Linked DNA regions of Mus musculus: regions 1 and 3 are each linked to region 2. Evidence: chromatin loops called from intact Hi-C (ENCODE). Cell type or tissue: heart. All regions are shown on one strand. Links, peaks and the distances in the headings refer to the core of each region. The heading gives the core; the rest is flanking DNA. Region 1 holds the start of Ngly1 (N-glycanase 1). Region 2 holds the start of Top2b (topoisomerase (DNA) II beta). Region 3 overlaps Ngly1 (N-glycanase 1).

Region 1 (10,533 bases), core at 1,587-9,586, 120 kb after region 2:
AGGGGTACATAGAAGATTCAAAATCCTCAGTCTGTCTGTCTGTCTGTCTGTCCATTTTACATTATGTAATAGGCTGCCCTGAACTCATGTCCTCCAGCCTCAGCTTCCCAAGAAGACTACAGGATGTATAAGTATGCCTGGCTAAAATTCACAACTTTAATAATGACATTTACTGTACTATAATAGTAAACTGTGCCACAAGGTTTGAGAGGATGGAAACACCAAACTCTTCTTGGGAAATCAAATGGTACACCATCTTGAGATTACTGTTGCAGGAGAAAAGCATTCTGTGAGGCGAGTGACTTTTCCGTATTTTACTTTTTCTACTTCTTACTGGACAGTGGTGATACTGTAGTATTCAATGCACACTCACAGATAGATCAATCAAGTATGCTGCTGGAAGACTGAAGGGGCCGCATTTGATCCTTGGGTTGTACTTCATGCTCTTTATTCTAAACTTTGAGATTTTTAAGAATCTATAGAGACTCGTTACACTTTATCCTGACTTCATTATACTTTAAAAAATATCTAAGATGTTAAAAAAACAACAACAAATAATTATACACATTTCCAAAATGACCAATTAATTTAAAAAAAATGTCATTCAGGGGGGTTGGGTAGAGATGGCTCAGCAGTAAAGAGTACTGGCTGCTCTCCCAGAGGTCCTGAGTTTAATTCCCAGCAACCACATGTTGGCCAACAACCATCTGTAATGGAATCCGATGCCCTCTTCTGGTGTGTCTGAAGGCAGCTAATGTGTACTCATATACACTAAATAAATAGATCTTAAAAAAATATATTAAAAAAATGTCATTCAAACAACTATTCACAGTCAGTACTGTTTGCTTTGCACATAAAGAATGGGGAGGGGACCTTTCAAATACTTACCTCTTCAAAGCCCATTTCAAATAAACACTCAACAGCTCCTCTGACAGGCAAGAGTCTAGTAGAAAACGCTGTGTTCCCAATACGGATGGATCTGTATTTTTCATCACTGGGGTTTCTGATTAAAAAAAAGAAAAAAAGATAACATAATGGGCAATATACCACCACTCATCTTTTTAAGAGTTTATATATGTTTCTTTCACCTTTCCTCTCAGCTGTCCTTCTACACATGGTAGTATAAATCCCAACTATAAGGAATGAGCAGTCGAGACGATCATTCACACGTCATGATTCGTGTACTTCAGTACCACTGAGTACTTGTGCTGTCCAACTTCATGGATGACAGTATCATTGTTGCCATAGGAAACTGTGTGGCTGTTACAGGTAAGTACTTTTTTAGTCTTTTAAGTTTCTAGAAGTCGCCCCAGACAGAGGGTAGCACTGTGTCTGCTTGCTCTGAGGGGTCCTGTCATCTATAATGGTGCTCAGGGTACAACGACTGTGATTAAGAAGCATTTGTGAGTTGAAACAGCTGAAAAGCTTTGCTTCCAGCATAATGAACCTTAGTGGTCACTTAGCTTCCTTTCCTCCCTGTACCAAGGACTGTCTTTACTGTAAGTTTCTACCTTGTTTTAAAATGTTTTTGGAAAGGAAATAAGGTAATTGTCTTAGGGTTTTACTGCTGTGAACAGACACACACTGTGACCAAGGAAAGTCTTATAAAAAAAACAACATTTAATTGGGGCTGCCTTACAGGTTCAGAGGTTCAGTCCATTATCATCAAGGTGGGAGCATGGCAGCATCCAGGCAGGCCTGGCACAGGCTGAGCTGAGAGTTGAGAGTTCTATGTCTTCATCTAAAGGCTGCCAGTGGAAGACTGACTTCCAGGCAACTAGGGTGAGGGTCTTAAGCCCACACCCACAGTGACACACCTACTCCGACTAGGTCACACCTATTCCAACAAGGCCACACCAATAAATGGTGCCACTCCCTAGTCCAAGTATATACAAACCATGACAGTAATAAAATAAAACAAAACCACAAATATTCAAAGACAAAGCTCTAAATATTACTGTTTAACTGTCATACGTTAGTGTTGGTCTACAAACTCCTTCCCACAACAATTCCAATACTGTGTGTTCAATAACTTTTATAATAACTTGATAATACTATGAGATTTTCACTGTGTTCTATAAAATTTGTAGGTCCACAAAAAAGTGGAAATTAAAAAAAATCTTTTCACCAATGATTTCAGAAGCAAGCATTGATTGCTGGCAGCTTGGGAGTGTTTACCTTCTCTACATTTACTATGTATTAGGGGCAGAGTTTCTCAGTCTTGACCCCCATGAAATGTAGACCACAGCTGAGGGGAGACTCCCTATGCACCACAGAATACTCAACATCCCTGTTTTCCCTGAGACACCACTTAAACAAAATCTAAAGTACAAAATGAGCCTAGCATGTGTCAATGCTAACCACAGATGACTTGTCATGATGCACATCAGCTATCCCCATGGCATACCCAGTTAAAGCTGAAGATGTGCTGCCCACCTCACAGCTTCTCAGGCTCTCCATGGCCGCTGCATGCTGCTTACTGGGCTCTGTCATGCCATAGCAAAGCCCAGCAGAGACGGGCATACCCAGTTCCCAGGTCCCTCTCTATCTTCCTTTGGCTTGTTTCACCTCAAACTCACAATCCCCTTGTTTCAGATCTTAGTTGCTATGAATGTTTAACCCATTTTTAAATTAAAAATGCTAAGCAGACTTGCTTGAGTTCAAGCATAGACTAAGCCCAAAGTCAGCCCTGCCTTTCTATGGTATCCTGGGCATTGAATTGAATTTTGCTTGATTCTCTATCAACTTAATTTTCTCTGTACAGTTTTTTGTTTTTGTTGTCATGCTTTGATGCTTCCCCCATCCATCTCTGTTACCTATTAAATACTTTTGTAAGTTGTAATATTTACTTCACTTTTTAGCAATTATCTTGTATCTTTTCTTGGGAAATTTTTCTGAATATGTAGTTTTTCATGATGTTAAAAGGATAGAATCTTGAGAAGGCAGCAGAATTTCTTGTACTGTGCTCAACTTTATCTTTGAAAATATTTTTGTCTTTTTTGGTGTTTTACTCTCATAGTTATCTACCAAACTATTTAATTTTCAGAAAAATAATATTTGCCTTTGTATTTGAATTAGTTACGGAAAGTCACATTCTCCCTCCCACTTTTTCTGAAACAGCTCTGCCTTAGGAAGGATACAGAACTACCACTGGCCCCTCCTCTAGCATCCACTTTTCTTTTGAGCAAACACTGACTACTTATCAAGGTACAGTAGTGTATACCTATAATCCCAATATGCCAAACGACGGAACTGTTTCAATAACAAAAAACAATTCTCAAACACCAAAAAAACCACAAAACCCCCACTGTAGGGCACAAGACAAAACATTACAAAAATAATTGCATGTGGGAGGAATTTGTACACTAGAGGGGATGGTGACAGGGAAAGAGATGAAGAATAAACAATGGGCTACAGACATGAAATTTCAAAGAACAAACAGTCAAACACTCCACCAAACTTTTCACCTAATTTAATAGAAATAATAATAATAGCAACCACCTCAGTAGTTGCGATATATGTGCCAGGTCATTTATGTTGGGTAGTCCTAGAATAGAGTATTTTTCTTCCTTTTATAAGGTAAACTTAAACTTGGAAATTATATGTAAATTGCCTATAATGACACTTAAAATAGTTGACTAAAATTGAAACTTACTGCTCTGGTTAAAATGTTTATACATATACCACCACACAAGCTGCCAGCAGACTCACCAACTTTCAATTACACTCAATTTCTCTACGTGTCAGTGGCAACCTACATTAAAAATTAGAAGTTTTTTGTCTTCTATTACTTCTTGCATTGTCATTGAAAATTCTCTTTCTCCATTCCATTGGGTTTATTGTTATGATTATGCAGTGACTTCATAATCAATGCCTGTTTCTTCTAATGGTTTCCTCCCGGAAACTCCACTGTAGAAACTGTGAGTCACCTTTGCCTATCCCTTCACTAAATGTCTCATGTTTGGTCTCCCTACTACCTCCTAACATAAAAATATAAAGACAGAGACATTAACACTGTCTTGGAATTGTTCTTTGATGTTACACTGTAGCTGTTTTTCAAACCTTTCTTCTCCCAAATACATTTATATTATTTGAACAAAGAAACTATGTTTGATTCTTGGTTCTTCACTCAGTACAGTTAATAGTCAAACACTATGTGTGCTTTGTAAACAAAACAGTACAATATCAAATATTTATATTAAAGAATAAATGAACTAGGGACAGGGGATCCATTTAGATGGTAGAGTGCTTGCCTCCCATTCATTGAGCCCTGGCTCAATCTGTGGCAGCTCATAACAGCAATTGTGGTAGCCCACACCTGTAACTTAGAGGTGTAGGTAGGAGGATAAGAAGTTCAACATTATTCTTAGGTACATGAAAAGTTCTAAACCAAACTCTGGTTCATGAATCAAATTAGCTAAGCAGCTCACCTGTGATGTCAGGAAAACTAATACAGAGTTGCTTTGTTTTGCTCTTGATAAAGTCCATAGTAAGCTCATCTTATCTAAAATGGGTGGCAGCTTTTGCATACAAATTAGCACACATTTCTTTTGGAGCTTATTTAGATTTATTACTGTTAGGATATGATAAATATTCAAGCAGAAATTTAAGAGTATTATTTCATTGTAGATTTCAGTGACAAGTATCTACTTCAAAACAAGCTAATGCATTTTTATTTGCATATCCATTCTATAAATTGTTCTGATACTGAGGCAAATGAGATGCTGGGACAATATGCCTTCAATAGTGCCTCCACTATGGCACTAGTGGGTTTAAAAGAAAATAGCAATGCAAAGAGGAACCTGATTTTCTCTACCAAATTACAGAAGTATAATTATAATGTGCGGTCAGGGACCAGGAAGACATGGAGCTTTTCCTTAAGAGTTAAGAAGTCACTGGATTTGGACATGAAGAAGCAGGATATCATCTCCCAACCAAGCCAGACCTTGAATTCTAAGAACACAAGGACACTTGTTGAAAACAAACTAAAGGAGCATTTTCTCACATCAACCTGAATCATTTCTCTTACAAACTGCTCTAATTTCCTTTATAAAACAAAAACTCCAAGATCAGAAATGTAAGCCACAGTAAAGGCTGTAAAATGAACCAGTTTCTTTAAGAAATTTAGTAAATATTCATAATGATGGTCATGATCCGAAATAACTGTCTGCATGCAAAGCTATCTTTCAAAGTACTCTGATCTTAGCATCTTTGGTTTCATTGTACTAACAGAATCGAAATGTCTTTACAAATCCATCCTTCTCTTATGTATGGGGGTGGGAGGTTGAAGACTTAAACAATTCAGTATGAAACGCCAGCTGTGGGCTCTGGAGAATCAAGCTTATGAGTTCTTTCAGACACCTTGTACTCTGAGGTGCTGTGAGATCTCAGGGTTAAGCTGAGGTGTCATAAAGGAGGAAGGCCATCTTCACACAAGTCACAATTATGTGCAAGCCCAAATGCTGCATAACATCTGGCATAGAATCACATTATATTCCCTTTTCAAATATATTTTAAATATCACTAATGTCACCTAAATGAAGAATTATGGTTGTGGTGGCACACACCTGTAATCTCAGCTTTTGGTAGGTCGTGACTGGCATGAGTTCTGGGGTACAGATCAAGTTCCATGCCAGTTTGGGGTACAGGACAACACCTCAATGTCTCTAACAACTAACTCTCTAAAGCTGGTCCGCATGAACTGTACAGCCTTTAAACTAAGAATTCCTACAGACTTCGGGTCGGTGTGTTTGTAAGAGCCAGCGCCCAGGGGCTCAACTGAAGTGACCTCCACTGTCTGCCCCTCCGCATCCCTTCCCCACACTCTTTGACCGGAGCGGCCATGGGAGGTGCTGACTCAAACTCCCAGCCAGTTGTGGAAAGTGCTGCACTCAGTACAAAGGTGACTTGACACAAAGTTCGTAACTTAAACTATAAATGTGTCAACCGCCAAACTCGGCGTGAACGTTTAACTGGCACTCGGGCTGAGCCACAGCGCCGGGATCCTGCAGCGAGATGGGACAGCACAGCTGTCAAACTCAGTGACAGCCTCGGCGGGCCCTCGTCGCCCAGCCCGCCCCGCCTCAGGCCCGAGTGTCCGCGGCCCCGCCCGCCTGCGGCCCTCAGGCTCGAGGGCCCCGGCTGCACCTCAGGATGTTGTCGGCGTAGGTGAGCAGCAGCTTGGAGGCCTCCAGAAAGGTCTCCGGGGTGTTCTGGCATAGCTCGGCCACGGCCGGGGACGCAGAGCTCGACGAGCTGCCCAGTGTGGCCGACGCCATGGCTGCGCCGCGGCCTTCGCCACCTCGCGCACCGCGGCCCGCACTGAGCAGGCGCTGAGGAGCGCCTAGGCCGCCGCAGAGGCCTGCGGCCAGAGGGCGGGGCGAGGAGCCGAGGGGCGGGGCGTTCCGGGAGGGGCTAGGGGCGGGGCGAGCCGCGGAGAGGCCGGTTGCGAACGTTGGGGTACGGGGTACAAGGGGCCGAGCCAGTGGAGTAGATCTCGAGCTGTGGTGGCTGCTTGTGTCGGGTAGGGTCCCAGAGATAATTGCACAGCCTTCTTTTTACGGTAGATAAAAGTCTTTTGTGGAAGAAAAGACTCCAGAAGACCGAGCAAGTTTTTGTTATGTCTTTTTTTTGGGGGGTGGGGTGGGGTGGGGGCGGTTATGGGGAAGGGAAAGTGATCATGGTCTGTGGCCTAGGCTGGGCTCACACGGGAATTTACTGCAGTCTTGCCCTTTGGTTACTAGTGTCCGGCTTCAAAAACAGAGCATAGCTCAGAACTCTTCTGGGTTTCTGATTTGTGTATTTTCCGAATTCTGTTGATGAAAACTCAGTTGTTGCTCACAAGGTATGATTCTGATGCAAGGAGCATTTTGGGAGTGTCCTATGGATACTCGCATAAAACCCATATACAATAATAGAATAAAATGAGGAACAAACAAGTAAATAAAGTTTATATACACATTGTATCCTTTGACTCATACTGGCATATCCCTTACCAGTATCCTTAATTTATCTTAGAAAGGGAATCACTAACCTCCTTAGCTGATGCCCTTGTCACTGACATCAACCCTGGAAATTGGCTCCAGCACTGAGCTTCATACTCAGTCCTCATTACTTCTTTTTCTTCTTCAGAAGAGGGTTTCTCTGCATAGTTCTGGGTAAAGTGGAACTCCAGCTATAGATCAGCTTGAACTCAGATCCACCTGATCACTGCCTCCTGAGTACTGGAATTAAAGGCTTGTCTACCACTACCTGGCTTTTTTTTATTACTTTTTAATGTTGAAATGCCACTAAGAGTGCACTTGACCTTGATTTGTAGTCAGGAGTTTTCCATGCTCCACTCACCTTGAATAGCTGGAATTACATATATGAATCACTAGCACGTAGCAGGTACTTGTTGGCTTTGTGTTTTAAAGATATTTACTTATGTGACCTCGTTTGACACTTTATTATCTGTTGTTTTTTAATGTTTCTGGGCAATTTCTTCGGAGAATTTTCAAGAACTTCTGAATATTCATCTGTAAAATATACCTACATTTTTAGCACTTAGGTTTGTAGACCAACTTCAAGAATATTGTTTTCAGCTAGGCATGTTGGCAAATCCCAAAACTTGGAAGGTAGAGGCAGGAGAATCAAATATACATACATACATACATACATACATACATACATACATACATACATACATATATCACTACTACCACCACCACCAAAGACATGAAAGAAGGAGGCAGATGAGGGAAAGGGGGGTTAAAGGGGAGGGCAAAGGTGATGGAAGAGAGATAATGGATGGACTGTGGCCAAAGAACATTGTATATCTATGAGACTTTGAAAGAATAAGTCTTAGAAAGAGAATATTATGTTCAACAAAGTATGTTATTAGCTGTTGTTTAAATTTTTCAGTGGCTAACTACTAGCATTTTTTTTTCTGGTCCATAACAAAGTAATAATTATGTTTGTGGCCCAACTTCAAATGCTGTATTCCCAGCTATTTGCTGTGAGTGTTGACTGATCCTTGTAATCCCAGTATATAAAGGATACAGGCAGGCCAGCTGCTGCAGCCTTGTTAGGAAAAGTGCATTATGGGAGGCAGTTAGGTTTTGAGAGTACATGCTCCTGCCCTATGTCCAGGTTACTCCCTCTGCTTGTGCTTGTGGTAAAGGATGTGAGTATTCAATTTCCTTCTCTGGCTGCCATGCCTGCTGCCATGCAGTTCTGCCATCACGCACTCTAACCTTTGTACCCATAAGCCAAAGTAAATGGTTTTATAAGTTGCCTTGGTTGTGGTGTTTTATCACAGCAATAGAAAACTAGGGTAAGCATGGTTTCAGATATTTTTTGAAAACTTGTGCTGAGCTTGGAAGTAAATTTATCATATTGTGTTATGGAAGTCGTTATTCCTGCAATTCTAGTACCAGCTGCTATTTCTAAAGCGACCAAGAGTGGCATGACCTGAACTGCCCTCTTATGTTGGGCAGCTATCATATCTACAACTGGGATTGGTAGGGGCTCATTTCCCTGGATTACTCCCAGTTCAGGGAAAAGGAGTACCAACATGCAAACTCCTGACTGACAGAAACGAGTACTAAGAGAGTGGGATATTGCTGGGATGAACTTGACCATGTGGTTTTATTTTGTGGGGCTAGGGGAATATTTATAGAAGGCTTTGGGAAGACTTGGGCTAGAAAACAAGATAAATTGTACTGTTTGTAGAGAAAAGGAGATCTAGGGAGCTTAACACTACAGCCAAGGCATGTGCTAGAGAGAAGATGTTTCACATAGTTGAGAAGTTTGCCTTGTACTGGAACAAAGGTAAAGGGTACTCTCTAGCCAAGACCTCACTCAGCAAAACTTCCAGCTTGTACAATAGCCTAAAGTCTTTTCTGATCCCAGAAAGTTACTGAATGAAAAAGTATTGCTGCTAATGTGATTCAAGTGACCCCATCCCTGGCTGGCAGCCACAGTGCCAGGTTTAGACTTGAAGGATACAAGAATGAAGTGTCACAGATCCTACCTCTGTGGCTTCTGAGAGCCTCTGAGGCCAGGCAACATGTGGTATGGAATTCTCTGCATGAAGATACTGAGAGAATAAGAGTCATGATAGGCCATTTTGTAGAGCTGTGAAAGGGAAGCTTGGGTTCCAGTGGAGACCACAAGATGTTGGAGATATCAACGCTATGAGAAAGCTGCCAAGGAGGTCAATAGAGAAGGACCAGCCTAAGAGAGAGATGCAGGCTACTGGCAGGAAAGCTGGAGGTGTGGAGCCCTTAACAGAAGACACGAAGCTACAGGATTTGGTGTTTTGTCCTGCTGGATTCTAGTCATAGTTTGGTCCATTATGTTCTTATTCCCCACTTGGACCTTTTGGGATGGCAATCTGTGCCATATATTGGAAATATGTGATTTGCCTTTTTATTTTACTGAAGGTTGAATTCTGTGATGCTTTGCATCTTAGAAGAGACTTTGGGCTTTTAAACAGTATTAAGACTGTGAAAGACTCCAGGGCATCTATGAAGACCGGGGAGTAGAGTGTGGTGGTTTGAATGGAAATATTTCCTACAGGCTCTAGTATTTGAACTCATGGTTTCCAGTCAGTAGTTCAGTTTGGGAATAGTTAGGTGGCACATCTTGCTGGAAGAAGTATGTCACTGAAAGTAGTAGAGAAAACACCTTTGTTTGCTCTCTTGGCTTCATGCTTGTGGTAAAGGATGTGAACTTTCCATTTCTTCCTATAGCCACCATGCTTGCTGTCTGCTGATATGCTGTCGCCATAACCTTCTGGAAATATCCCTTTGCCTCTGAGCCATTTCTCCCACACCTCATTTTTATTTGTGTGTGTGTGTGTGTGTGTGTGTGTGTGTGTAGCAAGTGCATACACATGCCCTTGCCATGGCATTTGGAGATCAAAGGACAATTTCTGGGAGTTGGTTTTTTTCCTTCCACTGTTAAGAGTTCTGGAAATGGTTGCAAGCCTCAATGGCTGAGCCGTGATGATGCACACCTTTAATCCCGACCCTTGGAGGCAGGGGCAGATGGATCTCTGTGACACTGAGGCCAGCCTGGTCTACAGAGTGAGTTCCAGGACAGCCAGGGCTACACAGTAAAACCTGTCTTGGAAAAAGAAAAAACCAGAGCAAAGAACAACAACAATAACAACAATGACAAAAAAAAAAAACCCAAACCAAAATACACACACACACACACACACACACACACACACACACAGAGAGAGAGAGAGAGAAAGAGAGAGAGAGAGAGAGAGAGAGAGAGAGAGAGAGATGGAATTCAGGTTATCAAGCTATAAAGCTTAGTGGAAGATAACTTTATCTACTAAGTCCAGCTTCTCAAATTTGGCACTGGCCCCAAAGTCCTGGTGTTTTGTCCGTATTGTACTACTGTCTGTTGAAATGCTTGCCTTCCCCTCAGTTACTACACATGTATTCACCCAGTTTACAGATTGAAGTCTAGGTCCACTTCTTTGAAGCATTTCATGACTTAATGAGATAGCACTGACCTTGGTCTCCTTTGTGCTAA
Region 2 (10,533 bases), core at 1,318-9,317:
AATTTACAAAAAGTACTTCTAAATACTGTGACATTACCTTACTGGAGAATTTAGTGCTATCTACAAGTGATGAATGATTGCCACAGAAGGAAGGATTTGAATACCCAGTTCATCAACCATAACTGAAGGTGGAATATATAACCAGACTTTTGCTAAACATAACAAAAGATATAAAAAAGGAAAAGATATGGTCTCTGAATTGATAAGTTTATGTTATTGTTAAGACAAAACTATCATACATAAATATTCCCTAGAAGGGCATATGTTTTAGATAGAGTAACAAAAGTTTGATTTAAAAACAGCATAAACCAAAAATATAAATAAAAAGAGCATAATCTGAAAAATAAGTTTAGTGAGACTCTTAAGGTAGCCATAAAAGCACTTAAGATTTAGACTGCTGGGGCTCGAGATGGCTCAGTGGTTAAGAGCCCTGGCTGCTCTTCCAGAGGTCCTGAGTTCAATTCCCAGCAACCACATGGTAGCTTATAACCATCTATAATAAGATCCAATGCCCTCTCTGGCACACATGTATACATGCAGACAGAGCACTCATACATTAGTCAGACAGACAGACAGATTGATTGATTGAATGATTGATTGATTGATTGATTGATTGATTTAGACTGCTAACCAGGTGCCAGGTGGTCCTGGTGCTTTTTTGATCTGAAGAGGCAGGTGGATCTCTGTGAGTTTGAGGCTAGTCTGATCTACAGAGCTAGTTCTAAGACAGACAAGGCTACACAAAGAAACAGTCTAAATCAATAGACTACTAGGCAAGAGGAAAGAGGCATTCCTGATGAAATGTAAAGGGATCATCAAGTATGGAAACTATAGGTAACTAACCTCAATGGAGAGGACACACAGATTATGAACATAGACTTAAAGGCCCACTAAACTCAAGTTTTTAAAACAAAAATTTAAAGTGTTTAAATATAGTGACTGTACTGGCTGGTTTTGGGTGTCAACTTGACAAAAGGTAGAGTTATCACAGAGAAAGGAGCTTCAGCTGGGGAGATGCCGCCACAAGATCCAGCTGTAAGGCATTTTCTCAATTAGTGATCAAGGGGAAAGGGCCCCTCGTGGGTGGTGGGTGGAACCATCTCTGGGCTGGTAGTCTTGGGTTCTATAAGAGAGCAGGCTGAGCAAGCCAAGAAAAGCAAGCCAGTAAGGAACATCCCTCCATGGTTCTTCATCAGCTCCTGCTTCCTGACCTGCTTGAGTTCCAGTCCTGACTTTCTTTGGTGATAACAGCAGTGTAGAAATGTAAGCTGAATAAACCCTTTCCTCCCCAATGGCTTCTTGGTCATGATGTTTGTACAGGAATAAAAACCCTGACTAAGACAAATTGGTACCAGAAGTGGGGTATTCCTGTGACAACCTGACCATGTTTTGGGGAGGGTTGTGAAAGGACTTTGGAACTTTGGGCTAGAAAATTGGTGTTAAGAGCTCTGTGGGATGATGTATAGGAGCTTGGAAGATAATGTTGAGAACAGTGCAGAAGATGGAGGCCTGGCTTGTGAAATTTCAGAGGAAAAATTAAAGCCTCTTTTCAGGGCCATTGTTACTTTGATTGTGAAGATTCTGTGGTTCTGGTTAGCTGGGGCTGAAGAATCAGCTGTGATTAACAAGATACCAGAACTAGTAAAGTGAAACTTTTCTATTACTGGGACTATTGATGCTGGTTAGCTGGAGCTTAGAAATTAGCAGTGATTAAGAGAGACCAGCATCATTGAGGTGACATCTTCTGGGAAGTGTTTTCTGAGAGCACAGAGGCTATGTTCCAGAGATAGCCATGGTTGTACCTTGTGCTGTGGCTGGACTTAGTAATGTGTAAGAGTTACCCAGGTGGTACTGGTTTTGAAGGCATGAAGGGGTCATGCAGAACAGCTGAGGCTCAGCACTGTGAGAGGTCACAGAAGGCCATTGGTGAAAGTGCAGCCTCAGTTGCAATTGATGGCCCAGGACTGAAGGGGTCACGCAAAGGAGTTGAGGCTTGGCACCATGAAGAGAGCCTATGAGAGGCTATTGTTGAAGCCAAGTTACAGTGAAAGACAGCAGCATTTTGGAGATGCCAGTACCATGAGATGACTACCAAGAACAACAACAGCAGTGGAGTACAGGCGGCTGGAGCCTAGAAGACAACGTTTGTGCTACAAAGGGCATGGCTGGAGAAGTGATCCAAGCCCTTGGCGGAGCCCAGAAGATCGTGAGTTAGATCCCAGACATTGGATGGTTAGAGATTGATTTTTGCTTTTGATTGTGACTGTGCCCTGATATTTTTCCCTCTTGAAGAAGAAAGTATTTTAGTGGAGCCCACAGTTAAGAGACTTTGAATTTTAAAAGATATCGGACATTTTAAAAGGATTGAACTTTTAATATGTAAAGACTGTGGGACTTTTAAAGTATTTAAGATCTTGGGGATGAATAAGAACGTAAGGGTTGAGGCTTATTAGTGATGTGTTTGTATGTAAAGTTGACAAGGGGTCAATTGTACTGGCTGGTTTTTGGTGTCAACTTGACACAGGCTGGAGTTATCACAGAGAAAGGAGCTTCAGCTGGGGAGATGCCGCCACAAGATCCAGCTGTAAGGCATTTTCTCAATTAGTGATCAAGGGGGAAAGGCCCCTCGTGGGTGGTGGGTGGAACCATCTCTGGGCTGGTAGTCTTGGTTCTATAAGAGAGCAGGCTGAGCAAGCCAAGAAAAGCAAGCCAGTAAGGAACATCCCTCCATGGCTCTTCATCAGCTCCTGCTTCCTGACCTGCTTGAGTTCTAGTCCTGACTTTCTTTGGTGATAACAGCAGTGTAGAAATGTAAGCTGAATAAACCCTTTCCTCCCCAATGGCTTCTTGGTCAAGATGTTTGTGCAGGAATAGAAACCCTGACTAAGACAGTGACTTTTTAAAAAAATTACTAATATCCACAATACAGGCCAACAAGATAGCCCAGTAGTTAAAAGCACTTCCCATGAAGGCAGAAGGAAAAAAAAAACATGCCCAAAGCTGACCTCTGCCGTCCATATATTCACTGTGATTTGTGCACCTATACACATGCACAAACACATACAATCAATAAATGCAATCATTTTTAAAGAAAAATGCAGACAGAAAACCATAACTGAGCAAAGTGTAGGATTGTGGAGCTCAGTTAAAACTGATTCATCTACAACACAACTCCTAAACCTATGGCTCAGGAATCACTGTAAAAGGGAGGACAGAAAGACTGTTAAGAGCCAGAGAAACAAGAAACTTGCTGTGATATTGTGTCTCCTAGGACTCTCAGAAGCTATCTCCATGAAGTCCTACCAACCGGGCTGCCTAAACATGACCTGAACGAGGCTGACATGAATAGACATGTTAGCTAATTGTGAAGATGGCGAGATCAGGAAGCCTCCGCCCTAGAGAAACAACTACAGGCAACTCAAGAATGCTGAGGATAGTGGAAATAGTTTTCCCAAGGGAAGAGCACACCAACCAGATAGCCAATGCCCAACAGCCCTGAAAACATATATACACAAGTAGCATTATATGGATTGAGCAGGTTGTATTTATATATTTAGGAATACTAATACACACACATATATATGTAACAACAATTAAAGAAAAACGACTATGGATTTGAAATAGAGCCAGGGGTAGTACATGGGAAAGTTTGGTGGGAGGAAAAGGAAAGGAGAAATGATGCAATTATAATCTCAATTATGTTTTAAATATATGTTTAAAATATCCACAGCAGGGGCTCAGCAGGTAAGGGCACTGACTGCTCTTCCAGACATCCTGAGCTCAATTCCCAGCAACCACATAGTGGCTCACAACCATCTGTAATGGATGCCATCTGTAATGGATGCCCTCTTCTGGTGTGTCTGAAGGCAGTGGCAGTGTACTCACATACAACAAATAAATCTTTTTTAAAAAATTCATGGCAAAAATATAAATATGTGATATACTATTATATATTTTTTAAAGAAACTATAATGTTGTGACTATATCGTTTAAAGACAAAAACTTTCACATAAAAACATTGTAAAGTAAAGGTAGGTAACCCTGAGATGAATTTTACTGAAGCCTGATAATAGATAAAAAAGTATACAATTCTGGCTATCATGTTTTTAAATATTTTGTCACTTTATATAGCTTATTTTATTTTTAGTTAAAATAGAATTACATTGTTTCCTCCCTTTCTTTTTCTTCCTCTAACCCATACCATGTTCTCCCACTATATTAATCTACAATCCAGAGTATTCATTTGAAAAAATATGTCATTAATTTATAGCCTAGTGTTTTCTCAAAAATTTGCTACAACCTGATTAAAAAATTAGTATCTTCTACTAACCAAGTCTTACAAGCTAAAAATTCAAGAAACTTGACTGCTTTAAATTTAGTGTGTATTTAATTTTAAATAGTTACACTACATTTTTCTAATTTCAGTTAGGATACTAAAAACCAAAATCAAATCAAATTAATCATTATAAGCAAAAAGTAGTGTTAAGAACCCCTCTATTGCATTGTGTCTGACACTAAAAGGTAATCTTTCATCACAAGAGAGTATCAACACACAGACTGAAGGTAGTACAGCAACTCCTTGGCTAACATAAGGTAGGTGGATTAACTCCAGTTTTGTATTACTATTCACAAACAGATGGCAACATGAGACTAGCTTCACTGTCGCAGTAAGCCCCCAAACTCCCACAATGAAAATCTAACTTTTCACCTAGCTAAATAATCTTATGTAAAATCAAAAAAAAATAAAAAAATAAAAAAAAAGATTTAAGCTCTCTGAAAAAAAGTCTCACCTGCAATATGTATTGCAGACAGAATATGAGCCTATGTCAAAGCCCACATCAACTCACTGTAACATCTTCCAGTAAAGAAAACCAGCCAGGCCCTGTGTGATGGCTCACATGTGTAATCTTAGCACTCATGAAGCTAAGGAAGGAGGATCATAAGTTCAAAACCCATCTAGGTAGGAAAATGTGCATATATACACTCTCTCCTCTCATACACAAATGCACAAGAATTTAAAGCAACCTGTAAGCTTTATTACAGACATAAAGATGCTCGCTCTAGAAACATAAAGCAAGCACAAACCTGAAAGAGGACTTCTAATGTGATTGTCTTTTCAATAACCTAATTCAACAAGAAATATTATTTAAGATCAAATTCTATTTTACTGTAATTCCCATAATCTAGTTTATAGTAGATTTAGTCAATGTGACTATTTTAGTTTCAAATAGATTTTTTCTAATTTTGAATGAAACTCTACAAATTTTGCTCAATTTTGTATGTAAATTAAAGTTTCCCCATTGATCTTAAAAGGAAAGGTGCCCATTAAATTGTTTATAAAGTTAATAACAGCAAATTAAAATATTGCTACCATGAATTAAAAACAATCCAACTGTGTCACAAAATGTTTGCTATGGTGACAGAATTTGAGAGATGCACTAGCTGCTCTTCCAGAGGAACTGGGTTCCAGAGGATCTGGGTGGCTGCAGTTCCACAATATAGATGCCCTCTTCTGGTCTTCCTTGCCTAGGCACCAGACACTTAAGTGTTGCACAAGCAGGCAAAACACCCATACACATAAAATAACAACGTAAAAATATTTGCCAAAAGAGGGGAGGGGGAACTAGAGAGATAGTTCAGTGGTTAAGAGCACTCACTGCACTTCTAAAGGTCCTGAGTTCAATTCCCAGCACCCATATGGACGGTCACAATTTTCTGATGCTGTCTTCTGGTGTGTGAAGTACATGTAGACAAAAGCACTCATATACATAAATAAATCTTAAAAAGAAATATTTGCCATTGTGGAACCAAGTTACAGACAAACTTCTCAGATGTCAGTGCTTCACAATTACCAGTGACACTGGCATATGATCACACATGTTCAGATGTTTAGTTTTAGTATCCGATAAGGGACAGTAATTTCAATCATTCTTTTCATGGACACTTATCCACTACCTTACTATCTAACTTTTCTTCTCCACGCTCGCCTTCTATACTGTCTAGAAGTACGTATGTCTGGAGATTTGAAGATAAGTACCTGGCAAGTTACACTGTAAAGTATCTTCTCGAGGCCCTGCAAATGCTGAAACTGTTTTTCTGCTCTTCATAGAAACATCCTTTTTATAAACAACACTTGTCGATAGAAACGACTGCTACCCCAGCCTCATCGAAACCTCAACCAAACAAAGAAAACAAGGAACAAAAATGCCAACCAATACCAAAGTTCCTTAGTGTGTTCAAAAGGCGGGGAACTAGGATCCTCTGGAAGGGATGTGTTAAAGTCCCTGAAATGTGTAAATTTTCTGTCCAAGCTGCTGGCCTCATCTACTAAGTCCGGTGTTTTGTTTGGGAAATGACCCTGGTCTGAACTCAGTGCTGAGTAAGTGAAATGCTGGAGTTATCGATCTGTCCTGGGAGCCGCGTTCCAACTGCTCCCGCTGCACTTGCTAAGTCCACCTCCCTCCAGGAACTGAGCTCTGCAATCCTCCAAGTTCAGGCTTAAGCACCCCCTCACCTCCGAGGGACACCCCTGGGCCCCCACACGGTGTACACGGGAGGCTGACGTAAGTAAACTCTTCTTTTAATCCCGCGGGCGGTCTCTAGCCTGCTGTCAAAGTCGTCCCAAATACCCTCTCTGCGGAATGAGCCTTTTCTGGGGAGGCGCAACCCGCAGTGACCATTCAAGTGCACATTCCTCTGGGACAGGCCGCCGGAAGCCGTAGCATACCGGGCACTATTTTCTGGTGCTGCACTTATGGAGGGTTGGCCCGGAGGCTCGCATTATCGCGGTCCCCCCACTCTCGGTGTGCACCCTGAAGTTTCCGGTGAGCATTGTTCAGCAGCCTGAGCCTTGGTGGAGGCGAAAGCAGAGAGAAAGGGCACACGGGGCTAGGCCCCGACTGCAGCCTGACAGGGCGCCCGCCGCACCACGCTCTCACCCCGCCCGCGTCGCCCGCGGCCCACGAACAATGCGCCCGCCCGCGCCGCACTCACCACCCAGGTCAGCGCCCCGTCAGAGCCCGCGAGGCTGGACTTGGCCATGGCAGCGCCTCCCGTGCAGGCCAGGGGCTGCTCGCGCTCCGGGGACGCCGGGCCCGCCGCTCGCACTGACCGCTGCGCGCAGCACTCCTAGCCGCGCCCCATCGCGGGCCCGAGCCGCTGAGGAGGCCGCGCTGCCCGCCGCCCTCAAACTCGAGCGCGGCGCCCGGGCCTACAGAGTGGTCGAGGACTAGGAAGGGCTGGCGATGCGGCGCGGCCTTCCGGGACCCACGCGGGCGATTGGGATCGCGGATGAGGGACGAGGTTGAAGCGGGCCGGCTAGGACTCGCGAGCCAGAGCCCTGACAGGAATGAGCCGCTGCTTCTCCTCAAGCCACCGAAGCCGCAGAGTCCTCGCCGCGGTCGCCGCAGCCTCAAAGGCCGCCACTGCCTCAAAACCGCCCAAGCGGCGTCTGAACCGGTCCTCCGGAGCACAGTCCAAGAGGGACAATAAACAGAGCCGCCGTGGTGGCCTCCCTTTAGTCCGGCATAACACGGCACACACAGGCGCGCTCCGGGAGGGGGAGGGTGCGGTGGTCACCGGCTGTCAGTCAACCATGGATCGTCCAATCACAGCCTTGTCACTACAGTACTTCGACCAATCCCAAAATTTCAGGCCCCTAGGGGGGCGGGACCCGAGGGGAAAACGTCATTGCGGGTAGCAACTGAGAGGCAGACTTGGGTTTTTTGTTTGTGTCTGAGAGAGAGTGTAAGGGAGAGCGAGGCGAGTGAATGGGGTTTCCGTCAGAAGGGAGAGCAGGCGGCTGTCAAGAGTCATTCCGGGGCATCCAAAGGAGCCGGGAGTCCTGGGACAAGGGCTGTGGAAACCTCCGGACTGTGTCCTGCAGACTTGCCGCGAGGCCGCGGGGGGAGCGGGAGCGGGGGGGGGGGGGGGGAGGGTTGGGGGCAGGGAGGCAGGAAGCCCTAGCCGCCCCCAGGGACTGGGCCCCGGAGGGAGCTAGCGAACTGCAGACGGGACCGTGCGCCGCCTAGAGCAGCCGGACCCCGCGCTCAGGCCCCAGGTTGCTGCTGCATCCGCCCGACCCCCGACCGACCGTCTCTCTGCCTTGCCCCTAAACAGGGCAAGCGGTCTTCAGTGCCACCAGTTAGGGAACTTGGGGTGCTAAGAGTGCCCAGAGAACGTTCCCGGGAAGGAATGCGAACGGGTCAGGACTCCCTTTTCTGGCTACAGACCTTTCCTCCCAACAATGCAGACAGGTCCCTGTCACTTCTCAGCTTTCAGGTACACATCATGAAATAGACTTTTTTCGTGTGGAAGCTTTCTAAGAATAAAATTTGCAACGCCAAAGCTTTTGGCAGATGGAAGAGCTCTTGACTTCACCCAGCCTGTAAATGGAATTGCATTCAACAAGTTCTCTTTGGGCATACTCCCAGCCATGCTCTGTCAGGCGTGGCAATGGGTTTAAAGGGACAACAGCCTCCTCCGACGTCAATCTTCCAAGAGTGACTAACAGGAGGACACCACACCGAAGAACTTTACCCAGCTAGAGCTAACAACTTTCTGTGAAAGTATTTCCTTGAGTCTCTCCGGCAGCTGAGTGCTTCCCTTAAGGGAAACTTTGGGGTCACACCTCTCAATCGCTGCTGCATTCTGAATCCAAGTGGGGAGCTCTGAAACACGGAAATCATTTCAATGTAGTTCTTAATTAGCTCTCTGGAGACCGTGGAATTTCAGTTTATTTGGGGATTCTGACTAAGAACACCAAAACCTTTCTTTACTTTGAATCTAGTGTTAAAGCTTATAAAGCGCTAGGCAGGATCTAAGCTGGGCTGCGCCCCTGACTCTAAAGCACCACAGTCATGTTACCAGCTTTCCCAAGTCCATCATCGGGCCTTCTTACCTGGGGACTTATACTCATTTATGTATTGTGACTTTACATCCCTAAGTACCCAAATACTTCATGTTAGAAAACAGATGATTTTAAAGGTTGGGAATTTTACAGATAAATGTATGTATGCTTATATAAAAGCCAAGCTGTCCCTTTCTCTGATTTTGAGAGGTCTTGCTGTAGCTTAGGCTGACCTTGAACCCTTGATCCTTTATCTCAGGCTCCCAATCGCTGGGATTCCACGAATAACCACCATATTCAGCTCTTGTCTTCTTTTTAAAACATCATTTTAAAAACTCTTAAGCTTCAAATTTTGAACCCAAAATCCAAATAGTTAATTAGTAAAATTCATCTCCCTCTGATGCACTGTTTAAAAGTCATTGGCTTTATAAGTGTAAATAAACTTTTCTAATTATTGTTACTAACCTAGGGGCTGGAGAGATGGCTCAGAGGTTAAAAGAACTTGTTCCTCCTCCAGAGGACCCTGGTTCAGTTCCCAATACCCACGTAATAGCTCAAGACTTTTTTGTAACTCTAGTCCAAAGGATCCAATGGCCTCTCTGGCCTTCTTGAGCACAAGGCACACAAATGGTGCACAGATATACACACAGGCAAAACAATTGTATACATAGTTTTTTTTTTTAATTCAGTACACAAAATTAAATGAGCAAATGAATATTTTAAAGCAGACATTTGTGACAATTAGGTAAATCCCAACTGCTGAAAGACTTTTTATAATAAAACCAGTTGCTCAAAATTTGACCACAGAGTTTCCATCAAGAATACTGTTCAGTAAGTGTATCGTAAGCAGAGATCCTGAGTCAGACCCATGCAGGTTCTCTGGCTGTTGGTTCAGTCTCTGTGAATTCCTGTGGGCCCAGGTTAGGTGATCCTGTAGGTTTTCTTGTTGTGTCCCCCTCTTCCCCCTACAACCCTTACCTTATTTCTTCTTGTGGGACACCCAACAGTGGTAGTGGAGGGGGTGTCTCTGACATTTTTGCCTGCTTTTGGGATGATTTTCCTCCTACTGGGTTGCCTCTTCCAGCTTAATATAAGGGGAGGTCCCTGGTCTTATGGTAACTTGATATGCCATGATTGGTTGATATCACTGGGAGGCGTGCTCTTTCCTGAAGGGAAATGGAGGAGGAGTGTTTTGGGGGAAGAGGGGAAATGGAGGAGAAGGACTGGGAAGAGAGAAGGGAGAACAAACTGTGGTCCAGTTGTAATACATGACAGAATAAAAAAGAAAAAAGCAAAGAAAGCTTTCTTTCACTCAAGAACCAAAAATGGTGTTCATTCTCTAACCCAGTAAAGATGTAAAGCATTAAAGCTGAGTGCATTTGTAATTTGTTCTTCTAAATATTAAAAATGGATTTTCTCATATTTCACATTTAGAAATAAGTATATACATTTGCAAAGATATTTGTATTTTCATTGATATACTCATGTCTTTTAAATTATTTCTATTTATAAAGTATTTTTCAAAAAGGAATAATATCAAGTAATTTCAATTTACAGACTTTATAACAATAGCTGTTTCATTAAAAACTATATCAAGATTGGAGATTAGTAGTAGATAGTGGTTGTGGTGGTGGTGATAGTGATGATGATGATGATGATAATGATGGTGGTGGTGGTGATGGTGG
Region 3 (10,533 bases), core at 769-8,768, 52 kb after region 2:
ATGACAACCACTGTCTTTCACAACCTCTGGCAGCTCTAAGAGCTCTGGGGAATAAAAGATGGGGGTAAAAAGGTTTACAGTCACATGTCCTTGCAAAGTCACCGCCATCCTGCAAGGCCAAGCATATCTGCCATGGGTGAGGGATGCCCTCTCCTAGTCTCAGTGTATTCATCTTTACACTAGAGTGAAAAGGCAATGGGAAGAGGAAGTGCATCCCTATACTAATTGCATCCAAAAGCTCCAGCTGCTTTCACCCAAAAGTGTAATCCAAAAGGAGTCCAGGGAAGACCCAGTACTGAGGGGGTAGCAGAAGCCAGAGCTCTCAAACCAGTGAACCTTTGCAAGTGAAGATTTGTTTGGACAAAGGGGTATACTGTGGGACACACTGTAACATACTGCAGCTTCCATGGAGAGATTTTTTTCTTTTCTGTTTTTATTTTTTGTTTTCTTTTGGTGTGGGGGAGGTTGCAAGAGTGGAGAGCATATACAAAGGGACGGGGAGATGAGTGGGATTGCGGTGCATGATGGGAAATTCACAAACATTTAATAAAAAAAATTTTTTTTTAAGGCCTCAAACTTTCTGCTTACACGCTCCCACTGTGATCTTGGTGCTGCACGGAGACTGAGTGGCTTATTAGGGTTCTATAGCACACAGCATAGGAAGGCATCCAGGCCTAGCAGGAGAGAAGAGAGGAAGGCATACAGCACCCTGGTGTTGGCAGAGCATAAAGGTGACATCTCCAGGTGTTGCTAATACAGGAAACTGGGCTGCTAGTGACATCATCTCAGAACTGTTCTAGGTATTTTTTAAAATACTGAATTTTTTAAAAAGTATTTTCTTTTCTTGCCATTTATTATTTTGTCGTAGGAAATCTGGCACAAACAAAAGAGGAAACCAATCAAATTACTGACATATTTAGCCTGCATGAGTTCTTGACTAAATATGTCAATGGAAATTAGGGGTCTACCCACTTTGTGTCTCTGCAGAGTAGCTCCACAGACAGAGTATGAACCAACCAAGCAAAGGACAAGTGGGCGGGCACTCAAGAGTAGTCCCTGCTTTCTTATCTCCTCTGCAAGCTTGGTCTGAGAGAAGAAACTACAAAAGGCTGGAATTACACCTTTTTCATTAAAACCAACAAATAAGCAAAGGCAGCCAGAATGCCATGGGAAATGACAAAGACAAAGCCCATTGGTAAACTATTGAGGAAACCAAAAATAACCAAATTTAATCACTGTAACCATTGTAATCTCCCAAATATTAGCTATTAGTCTGGAAATGGCCGGCTTGTTGAGAGCACAACTTCTTCCTTGAGAAAAGGAAAGCACCAGAGACAGGGTGTAGGAGTTCCAGGCTGTAATCGTAGCTCTCAGAGACCAAGGCAGGAGAATTGCCATGTGCTGAGTTCCAGAAAAAAAAAAATGGACCAAGCATCTGGGAGAGCCTGAGAGGGGTGAGTGCTCACTGGGCTGTGAGTACCTCAGTCTGAATATTCAAAACACACATAAACTTGTGTGCCATCACACACATGCAAAAACACTACTCCTGAGGCAAGACAGCAAGCAGGGACAGAATTCCCGGATGCTTGCAGGTCACATCCCCTGGTATATGCAGGACCACACCAGAGAGATCCAAACTCCAGGCAGGTGGAAGGCAAGGATCAGCAGCTGAACTTGTTCTCTGAGCTCTATGTTCTGTACTGTGGCACCATGCACCTGCTTGTGTGCTCGCTCCCCTCCCTTCCCACATACTCAAGACAGGGACTTCTTAATAAATTCACTAGCCTGAGTCTAAGAATTTTGACACAAAAATCACCGGTGTAGCCCAGAGTTCTATCTCTCTAATGCCTCCTCCTTCTGGTGAGCAGTCCTGGTGCTATGGGTGGGATGCAATCCTCATCCTACGGTCTGATATGTCTAATGATCCCAGGCTCTAGGCACCAGCAAAAAAGAAGAAAAAAGAAAAAAAAAAAGAAAAAAAGAAGGAGCAGAAATATCAAATATACATTTTCTTTTCTTCCTGGTTCAATTTATGCATTCTCATTGTAAAATATACTAAAACATAAACCAACAGTTCACAGAAGGGATTATTTCATAAATAGAAGTATAATTTACTCAGTATGTAATTCATTCTGTGATGAGGGAACTAAAAATTATATTTTTATCAGGAAACAAGGCTTAAATACATTCAATCTGAGAAAAACAATTAACATACACTCACAAAGCAAAATGAAGTTTCCATAAATAAACTTAAAAAAAAAAAACTCATGGTTTATTATGTGAAGCATTTGAGAAGTCAGGTGTCGAATGGTTCTAGTTGTAAGAGCCATTCCTTTCTCTAAATCTGTGAATACCTAGAGCCAAGGGTCTATGGAACAAGGAGGGAGAGCAGAAAAAATGGTGCTGAGCAACTAGGGGCTGAGGTTCTCACACCCACCTATCTGGAGAGAAGAAGTCTGGTGTTTAGAGTAGGGCATGTAGGCATACATCTATAATCCCAAGGGGGAGACTGCAGCAGGAGAGTTGTGCCAGGGCAGACAAGGCTACACAGCAGACTCCATGCCCCAAAGGAGGGCACACATTAGGTTCTCACTGGGTCTTTGGGTAGCTCCTCTGCTTCTTACTATTTTCAGAAGACATTTTATTAAGGAAATGCTGGGCCTTCCCCCAGCAGGAGAGGGCAGGCACTCCACAGTCGGTGTCGTGAGATGCTTGAGTCCCAGCAAAAGTGCAGCTTCATTTCCTCAGCCACAAAGTTCTGGAACTCACTACCTCACAACTCATGCTACAAAGCTCTCCATCACTATTCCTCTTCAGCATTTAAAGTTTCAAATTTGAGATTACAGGAATTGTGAGATCCTTGCTGGCTATGTTTATTAATAGGAAATCAAAGGCTGTCTTTGTTCCTTAAGTCTTTTATATCTGCAAGGGATATCACACCATTTCAGACAACAGTGTTTCTCCATCCAGGAATTCAGTATGAGAAATATGCCTTTGTTTCCAAACATTCACTTCCACAAAGCCTAGATCATTCCCAAATAGTAAGCTCACTGATGTCACACAGGACATCCTGCTCTAGGTCATATTTAAGAGCCGTCTTCAGCATACTATTTATGGCTGCTAGGCTGCTTCCTTTTCTTCCTGCTAAGTCTCTTTCCTAGTAGGAATGGCTTCAGTACTTATAAAGTAATAGAAGGTATTCATCTTCCCAAGCACACTTGATAGAGAGGATAGATTCCACTCTGTGGTGTTTTCTGATAATCATAAATTGGCAAGCAAATATCAAGGTGGGGATCTTATATTATAGGGTCTCTCCTGCATTGAGGATGACAAACTTCAGGTCTAACCAAATGACTGGAGCATCAGCTTGCAGAAGGATGATAATTCATTCCATGCACACAGGCTTAAACATATGCAGATCAGTAGTGTCTTAGTATTTATTTGCACAGCCAGAGACCACACAATAAACAAACTCTAAATTTCTGATGGCAGGTGCTTTTGGAGAAGGGGGTACCCAACTATCTGGGTACCAAGAAAATAATGAGAGGTGCCTTTGGAGAAGGGGAGAGGGGAACAAGAGGGTCCTGAGGAGCTCTTGGTACTGTTGTTTTTCATTAGAAGATGTAGATGAAAGCAAAAGTTTATATTACTTAAGGATTTCTTGTATCATTTATGTTTGGGGGGTATATGCTCATGAGTGACAAACAGCAGGAAGCACTCTTAACCACAGAGTCATCTCTCCAGTCCCAAGTTCTTCATACTCTTGAGAGGAAAATACATTGTTTCATACCGTACTATCTTTAGTTTTATTATTTTTGCAATTTTTTGTATTAGTTTTTAACAGTAGGATAATTAAATAATGGCAGAGGTATCTGGAAAGAACAATAAAGATAGTAATGACTTTCTTCTTTTTTTCCCCTTTGGGTTTTTCAAGACAAGGTTTCTCTGTGTAGCTTTGGCAATCCTGAAACTCACTCTGTACACTAGACTGTCCTCAAGCTCATGGAGATCCACCTGCCTCGGCTTCCCAAGTGTTGGGATTAAAGGCACAGGACACCTCACCATCCTTTTTTTAAAATACGGTTTTTCTATGTAGTCAAACTGACCTGGACCACTCAGTCCTGTTTCAGTTTCTTGATACTGGAATTACAACTATGTGCCACCATGGTCATAGCCTAATGATGATTTATTTTCTTTAAACTGAGAATGCTCTAGAGAGCTGGCCAGCTCTGTAGAGATGGTTTCCCAAAGTGCAACAAGAATACACTTTTCAAAATACTCTGAGCCACTTATAGTTTGATTTTAAAGACAGCAACAAAAACTGAGTACATTTGTTTCACAGGCAATTGGAAGAAACCGAGGAAAGACAGGAACTAACACAGAGACTCTTATTTTGGTATTGATAAGAACGATTGCTGGAAGCTTTAGCAACCTCTTCATGGGTCCTAAGTTGCTGCAATGTTAAGGATAGCTGCCTCTTCACAAACTACTCAGCATTTCTAACTATCTTTGCTTAAGCAACTTGCATTTTAAAAAAAAATCTATATTAAATGGCTGAAATATAAACATAAAGCTATAAAGTGAAGATTCTCATAGGGCAGAACACTTCTACGCAGGTAACTCTTATATGGGACTGTGTACAAAAATCCATGATCAAATAAAATGTGGAGTGTATTGGTTTGACTTCGATTTTTACATTTGATCTACACGGAATCAGAATATTTAAGAACATGGGTGCAAATATATTAGAAAAGAGTGACTGGCACGAGATGTCACTGAAGCTGGGGGTTTACAGAGGGAGGGTTGGGGCCTGCAGGGATTCTTGTCCTAGAGAAGGCTTTGCCAGCTGCTCCTACATGGGGGTATAGGCCTGTACAGATACAGGCTTTGCCAGCTGCTCCTACATGGGGGTGTAGGCCTGTACAGATACAGGCTTTGCCAGCTGCTCCTGTTTGGGGTATGGGTCTGTACAGATAGACTACAGCAGCCACCACATATCACTTCTTAACATGCATGCAAAATCCAGATGTTATGTCAAATATCTTCATTTAAAAGTTTCAGTTGAAAAATACTGGAGACAAGCCACCACTGTGAATTGTACACAATGCCCGGAAAGAGGAAGAAAGCTGGGACAACTATGAAGCTAACAGTTGTGGCACAGATCTACAGAAGAAAATTCCTGGAATTTCTAAAGCTTAGGCAGCAGGATCCAGAGTTCAAGGCTAGCTTGGGCTACCACCAACACTGCCTCAAACCCCAATAAAACAAAATAGAAAGGCAAGGTGAGGCTCTTACAGGATTTTATAATGACTATAGTGAAGTGAGAAGAGAGGTAGGCTTGGTTTACATCTTCAAAAAAGAAAAAGGAAGAACTCAAAAGAATATATAAACAGGAAATTAGCAGAAAGCAAAACTAGCTAAGGAAAGTGGCCTCTGAAGTGGCCCCTGCATCTAGTGGCACCTGAGAAATCGACCTCACAGTAAATCTCCAGGGTTTCATATGGCAGGATCGTAAACATGGCACACTTACCATAGTTATCCATTGCTGTGTAACAATCGTTCCATGTCTCTTAAGGCCACTTATTCTCAAGGCTCCGGCACATGCTAGGAATGCAGCAGTGCTGGTCCTGAGTGGCACAGCTCTGACCTGTGCAGCACACTCTCAGGAAGTGCAGCCTCAGAGCCCCTGCGGAAGGGCTAGTCAGTGCTGGCTTTTAGAGTGAAGGGCCATCTCTTCCTTTTCTGGAGTTAGCTGGATTATCCCAGAGTCACAGAGGAGAGCCTTTCCAGAGTCAGCAGGCCTTTAATGACGGACCTCAGAAGATCACAAGCATACATTCATCAGCTGACTGGACACAGAGCCTGCTCTAATTTTGTGTGGAATGGGAACAAGGGACTTCAGAGGCAGGGAACACTGGCTGGCTGCCACCACTGCAATTTAGCTTTTGCAAAAAAGGGAGGACATTGCTGTTCGTTAATACCATTGTTAAGTGTATAGCCACCAAAATATTAAATGCACATATCTTTGCATATATTCTATGTGAAATATGTATAAGGATGTTCTACACAATAAATCTAGCAATAAAAAGAAAACAACAGTCTGTAAATAAAGTGACAGTATAAATTACAAAACAGTGTGGTATAAAATGAGGAGATTAATGACTGGAAATGAACAGATTTCTAAAAGTGTTAATAAAGCTAGCAGAGAGAGGCTGCACATCCATAGAGAAAAAAACCCAAAGATATGAAAGCTGATCTATGCACACAGGTGAAGCCCACAGGAAGTCTTGGGTATCCCACATCAGTAGTCTTGCTGGTCACCTCTGGAAATAGTATAGGGTTGGGGGTGGAGGCAGCAATTTTTATTTTCATGACTATCTTGTTTGAATTTTTAGCTAAAATAACTTTACCAATTGAAGCATTTGTGTAGCTGCCTGCGGCCACGGGAACTGGGTTCCTCTGAAAGGCAGGCTGGGGCTAAAAGAGATCAGATGGTGAGAAAAGAGGCCAAGACAAACCTTTCTGTTCAAAGCCTCTGAAGTTTACTGAGAGTCTGTGTTTATAAAGAGGGTAGGCCCATCCCCTGCCAGCTCAATCTTGGTGCCTGGAGCTAGCCCGTAGGTGATCTACAGGGTGTGTCTCCGGAACAATGTCTCAAGTACCTCTCAGCAGGAAGCAGAGTCTTGGAGAAGAGCAAATAGAGCCATCAAGGTCAGAAGGCTCTACCCTAGGTAATCTCCTTCTCAGTGGCAGCAAGGTCAAAGTCTGGATCAGCCTGCTTCAAGACTACACATTTGAAGACTGATAAGGTAGCTGGAGTAGCAACTCATAGTGTGACATTTCTGTGACATGCCCTGTCAGGCCTTACAGTAGCAGCTATTTAGTTTTTCAAAACTTTCTGGATTACTTATGAATTTCCTGTTAATTAGACTTTGCAGATTTCTAGAGTCTTGGGGATAAAGGTCAAGTGTGGTGGTTCATCCCTGAAATTCTATCATGTGGCAATCTGAGGGAAGAGGATTGTCCCCAGTTTGAGGCCAGCATGAGTTACAGAGACTCTATCTCAGAACTACATAGGCTTTTGAGGGAAGAGCAAATTAAGAAGGAAAATTAAGATCTCATTGTACAGTTAGCTCCCATTTAGCTTTTCAATTTGGTATCTATACATTGGGGATGAGATAAAGTAGTTGTGGCCAATCTAGAGGAAACACCCACGTGTAATAAATCAGCTGGACTTTGTAGTGGCTTAGTCTTCATTTCTTTCAAAAGCATTTAAGGAAGGCATGCTTGAATCTCCTAATTTATACATAAATAAGACCAAAAAAAAAAAAAACCCCAAAACTTCTATTATTATAGACTCTCCAAATTTAGAATAGCTTATATTGAATTAACTGGTTCTAAAAACACTGCTGTTGAGTATCCTAGAATATCCATAAAATGGTACCCACAAACTCCTGAGTCTATGGCCTTACACTTCAGGAAGATGGTCTTGGGAGAGAATCCTGCCTGTAGTGACATTTAAGAAACTGTTTGGATGGGTCAAGACTAGCTTTGTTTGTTGATGAGGGTTTTTGTGGTGAAACTATGACAAGCCTAAACTAGCTTACAGCTAATCTTAAGGGCCTCAAAATTCCACGACAAGGTGAATGTTCCCTAGGGCTCTGTCATTCAGAGGCACTTAGTGTTTTGTAAAGTGCCTGACCATTTATGCTGCTACAAATAATTTGAAGTTTGAGACTTCCTGAATATTGATACTTAAGACATAAAAGTTCAGCTACATAAGCTACTTGAAAAATTAAACAAGGTAGGTTTATTTTTGAGACAGGGTCTCATGTAGCCAAGCATAGCTTTGTATTCTTTCTTGATCATCCTTTATTCAGTTTATCTATTCTTTTGTGTGTCATGGTAGAAAATATTTATGAGGAAAAGCGAAATACAACTTTTTAGGAAGGGAGCACTTCTCAAAAGTTGGCCTACTATTTACTGGTAAACACCTAAAGATGCTGGTTTTAAATGGGAGAGATGAGGTTTAGAGACAATTGCTACTCTTTCACTCTATAAGATTCCAGTATTTTTATTGATTTGGTATTAAATCCTATAGCTAGAAACAGATTCACGCAGCTTAAACTATAGTGACCTACTCTATAGTATATCACAGCATGTCTCAAACAGTATCTGCTTTCTGCTTAATGGTTTTAGATTTCAGTCACATCACTTAATCTTCTCATACAAGACAGTTTCAAAGCCAAGAATATTTTATTCAATGAGGTATCTTATAATTCAAAGGTAAAGAATACCCAAGTTCCCATGCATTATGGAACTTGCAAAGTATCTTTAAATAAACTGTTAGTAATAAATGTCTGAAAAACCAGTATATACTGAGGTAGTTTTCAATATTCCTCATACCCAGGAAAGCCAATTTTTAGGCAAGGTAAGCACTGAAAAGGCATAAAGCAAAAATAATCCATTTTATTTTTTAACTGTCCAGATATTTACAATGATAAAAACCTTCATGCATCATATGACATAAGATACTTGACTTTGACAGTTATTCAAAATTGAGAATGTTTGGAAAAATCTAATCAGAAAATGTTAAGTAACTAGTAGCCCTAGATTGTATCACATTCATGAACAGCATTTAATCATGAATACCATCATTTTCACTTACAACTTTAGTAACAGTGTTTAGATTAGAATTTCATACAGTTACTTTATGCCAAATATTTTATGCCAAATTCTAATCACAGGCAGAAGTTAGCATTTAATTGAAGATTTCTTATGGTCCACACTATGAAGATATACTTTAATGAGGATTACATGATGTACAGCCAGCAAAAGAAACCTGTTGCACAGGATGGTGAACTGCCAACTAGATACACACTGAGCTAATACACTACTGGAGGCCATGGCGGGTCGGTGATTGTAGCCAGCATTTCCCTGAAGTTCAGGCTTTCAGAGGTCATTGAACGTTATAATTATTTCCAAGCCATTTTCTCCACTGTCATTTAAGCTTTGTCTAAACAGTTGGGTATGTTGCCAAGCAACGTCTCCATCTCCTCTGCTTAACTCTGCTTCTAATGTAACCTCTGTGGCACCAGAAAAATCATTATAGGAACGTAGATTTTTATCTGTTGGAGGGAAAAAAAGAATTTACAATTGAGTTTTGGTAGTTTGAAAAACGAGGAGAAGTTTCAAATGTACCTCTTATAGGACTGATAGAGTTTAAAATCCCCTCTTAAAAACAGGTATTTTTCTTTATAGAAGAAATATATTCTTTGTAACAAAGAGGTTATTTTTCTTCCTGAATTTTTTCACCACACACACACACACACTCACACACACACACACACACACCAGCCTGTCTAATACAAAATGAGATGAAATGAATTTTAATATAGTTATATGAGTAACTCTTCAGTACACCTCAATGAAATGCATACAGCCCTGAGTGTCAGGCAAATGGTCACTTCCTGTGAACACTGTAGTTGGACCTACCTCCCAGCAGGTTGACTTGAGCTGTCTCAGATCGCAGTTTCCACCTCACTGATCCAGACTCAAAGCTTTGGCTACTTGTGCGGATGGAAACAGTATCTACTTTTAGACCAGCTGACCCACATTCAAACTTCCAGGAAATATAAGCAAAAGATGATCCTTCTTTTCGGGCCAAATAAACCTAGAAAATTTGGGGCAAGTGGGAGGAACTTTCAGAAGAAATTAAATAATGTAGAAAATGAGAGTCTTATCATTGCAGAATACTTTGAACAAAGGGTAATTAAAAATGAAAATTTCCCCACTAAAAAGATGCTTAATACTATAATTTTTCTTGCTATTAGCAATATATCCTATGGCATCTTTTTGTGCATATAAAAAGCTATTATAATACATATGTCCCCTAAAGTATAATCTGTTTAGAGGTTTATTACTTAAAGCAAGCACCGAGAAAGACAATGCTGAACATGACTGTCCTTCCAAATAACTGCCCCACTGACTCATCTCCTCAAGTCAGTATTTTAAAACACGCTTCTGATGACAGTGATGCCACAGGCTCTCAAAGAACATGACACAGCTCAGCCACCACCAAGGGCCGTGGAAGTGACATACAGGTCTGCCTTTCCAGTGAACCACCCCTTCTCACTTGAAACAGTCATAGCTTAAGGTGCTCAGGTCTACTGGCTGTTTCCAGTATATCCCTGTCACAGCCAAACTTCCTTATGTGTCATGAAACTCACATCTCTACCTGGGTTTTCTGTAGCTCAACCCCCTTACTCAGGCCTGACTGTAAGAATCTCACTCTATTCTCTTACTCTGTGTCTGTATGAGAAGAGATGTTCTATAAGAGGCCCTTTCTCACTATGCTGCACTAGCTATGCATGATAGTATCTGCTCTTGCTGCCCAACACCTCTCTCATCAGGTTTGAGTTTTAGGTTCCATGTCCTCCATGGCATCTGCCTAGTCTATGTACCTCAGATCGCAGGCTCTTGCCTTAAGTCTGTCAGTGTCCAAGGTCCTTCAACACTTCATCATGCCTAGAC

What was found. Hi-C counts contacts between places; a loop is a spot of excess contacts. Peaks named below come from ENCODE experiments on the same cell type or tissue, not always from the same donor. Only the 100,000 strongest peaks of a DNase experiment are listed, where the experiment ranks them.
Region 1: a loop joins it to region 2, with 4 times the contacts of the local background. A loop is called at or near these places in 34 of 42 quality-filtered maps.
Region 3: a loop joins it to region 2, with 4 times the contacts of the local background. A loop is called at or near these places in 11 of 42 quality-filtered maps.

What each region holds. Positions count from the first base shown.
Region 1 is chr14:16,245,112-16,255,644 of GRCm38, reverse strand. It overlaps Ngly1 (N-glycanase 1), which reads right to left and starts at 6,331. Exons shown (of 12, transcript NM_021504.3): 1 at 6,148-6,331; 2 at 889-1,003. The coding sequence starts at 6,278. It also overlaps a transcript of Oxsm not described here. In heart, for the core only: no CTCF peak of the experiment used is centred there; a DNase peak (open chromatin) is centred at 6,334; H3K4me3 peaks cover 1,763 bases; H3K27ac peaks cover 1,441 bases.
Region 2 is chr14:16,362,187-16,372,719 of GRCm38, reverse strand. Top2b (topoisomerase (DNA) II beta) reads right to left here and starts at 7,514. Exons shown (of 36, transcript NM_009409.2): 1 at 6,994-7,514. The coding sequence starts at 7,041. In heart, for the core only: CTCF peaks have their summits at 5,535 (motif pointing left) and 8,039; DNase peaks (open chromatin) are centred at 6,799, 7,009, 7,649 and 8,439; H3K4me3 peaks cover 3,657 bases; H3K27ac peaks cover 2,633 bases.
Region 3 is chr14:16,309,454-16,319,986 of GRCm38, reverse strand. Ngly1 (N-glycanase 1) reads right to left here. Exons shown (of 12, transcript NM_021504.3): 11 at 9,496-9,673; 12 at 8,061-9,128. The coding sequence ends at 8,953. Among named protein-coding and RNA genes, the nearest start is that of Top2b, 50 kb to the left of the region's middle. In heart, for the core only: no CTCF peak of the experiment used is centred there; no DNase peak of the experiment used is centred there; H3K27ac peaks cover 377 bases.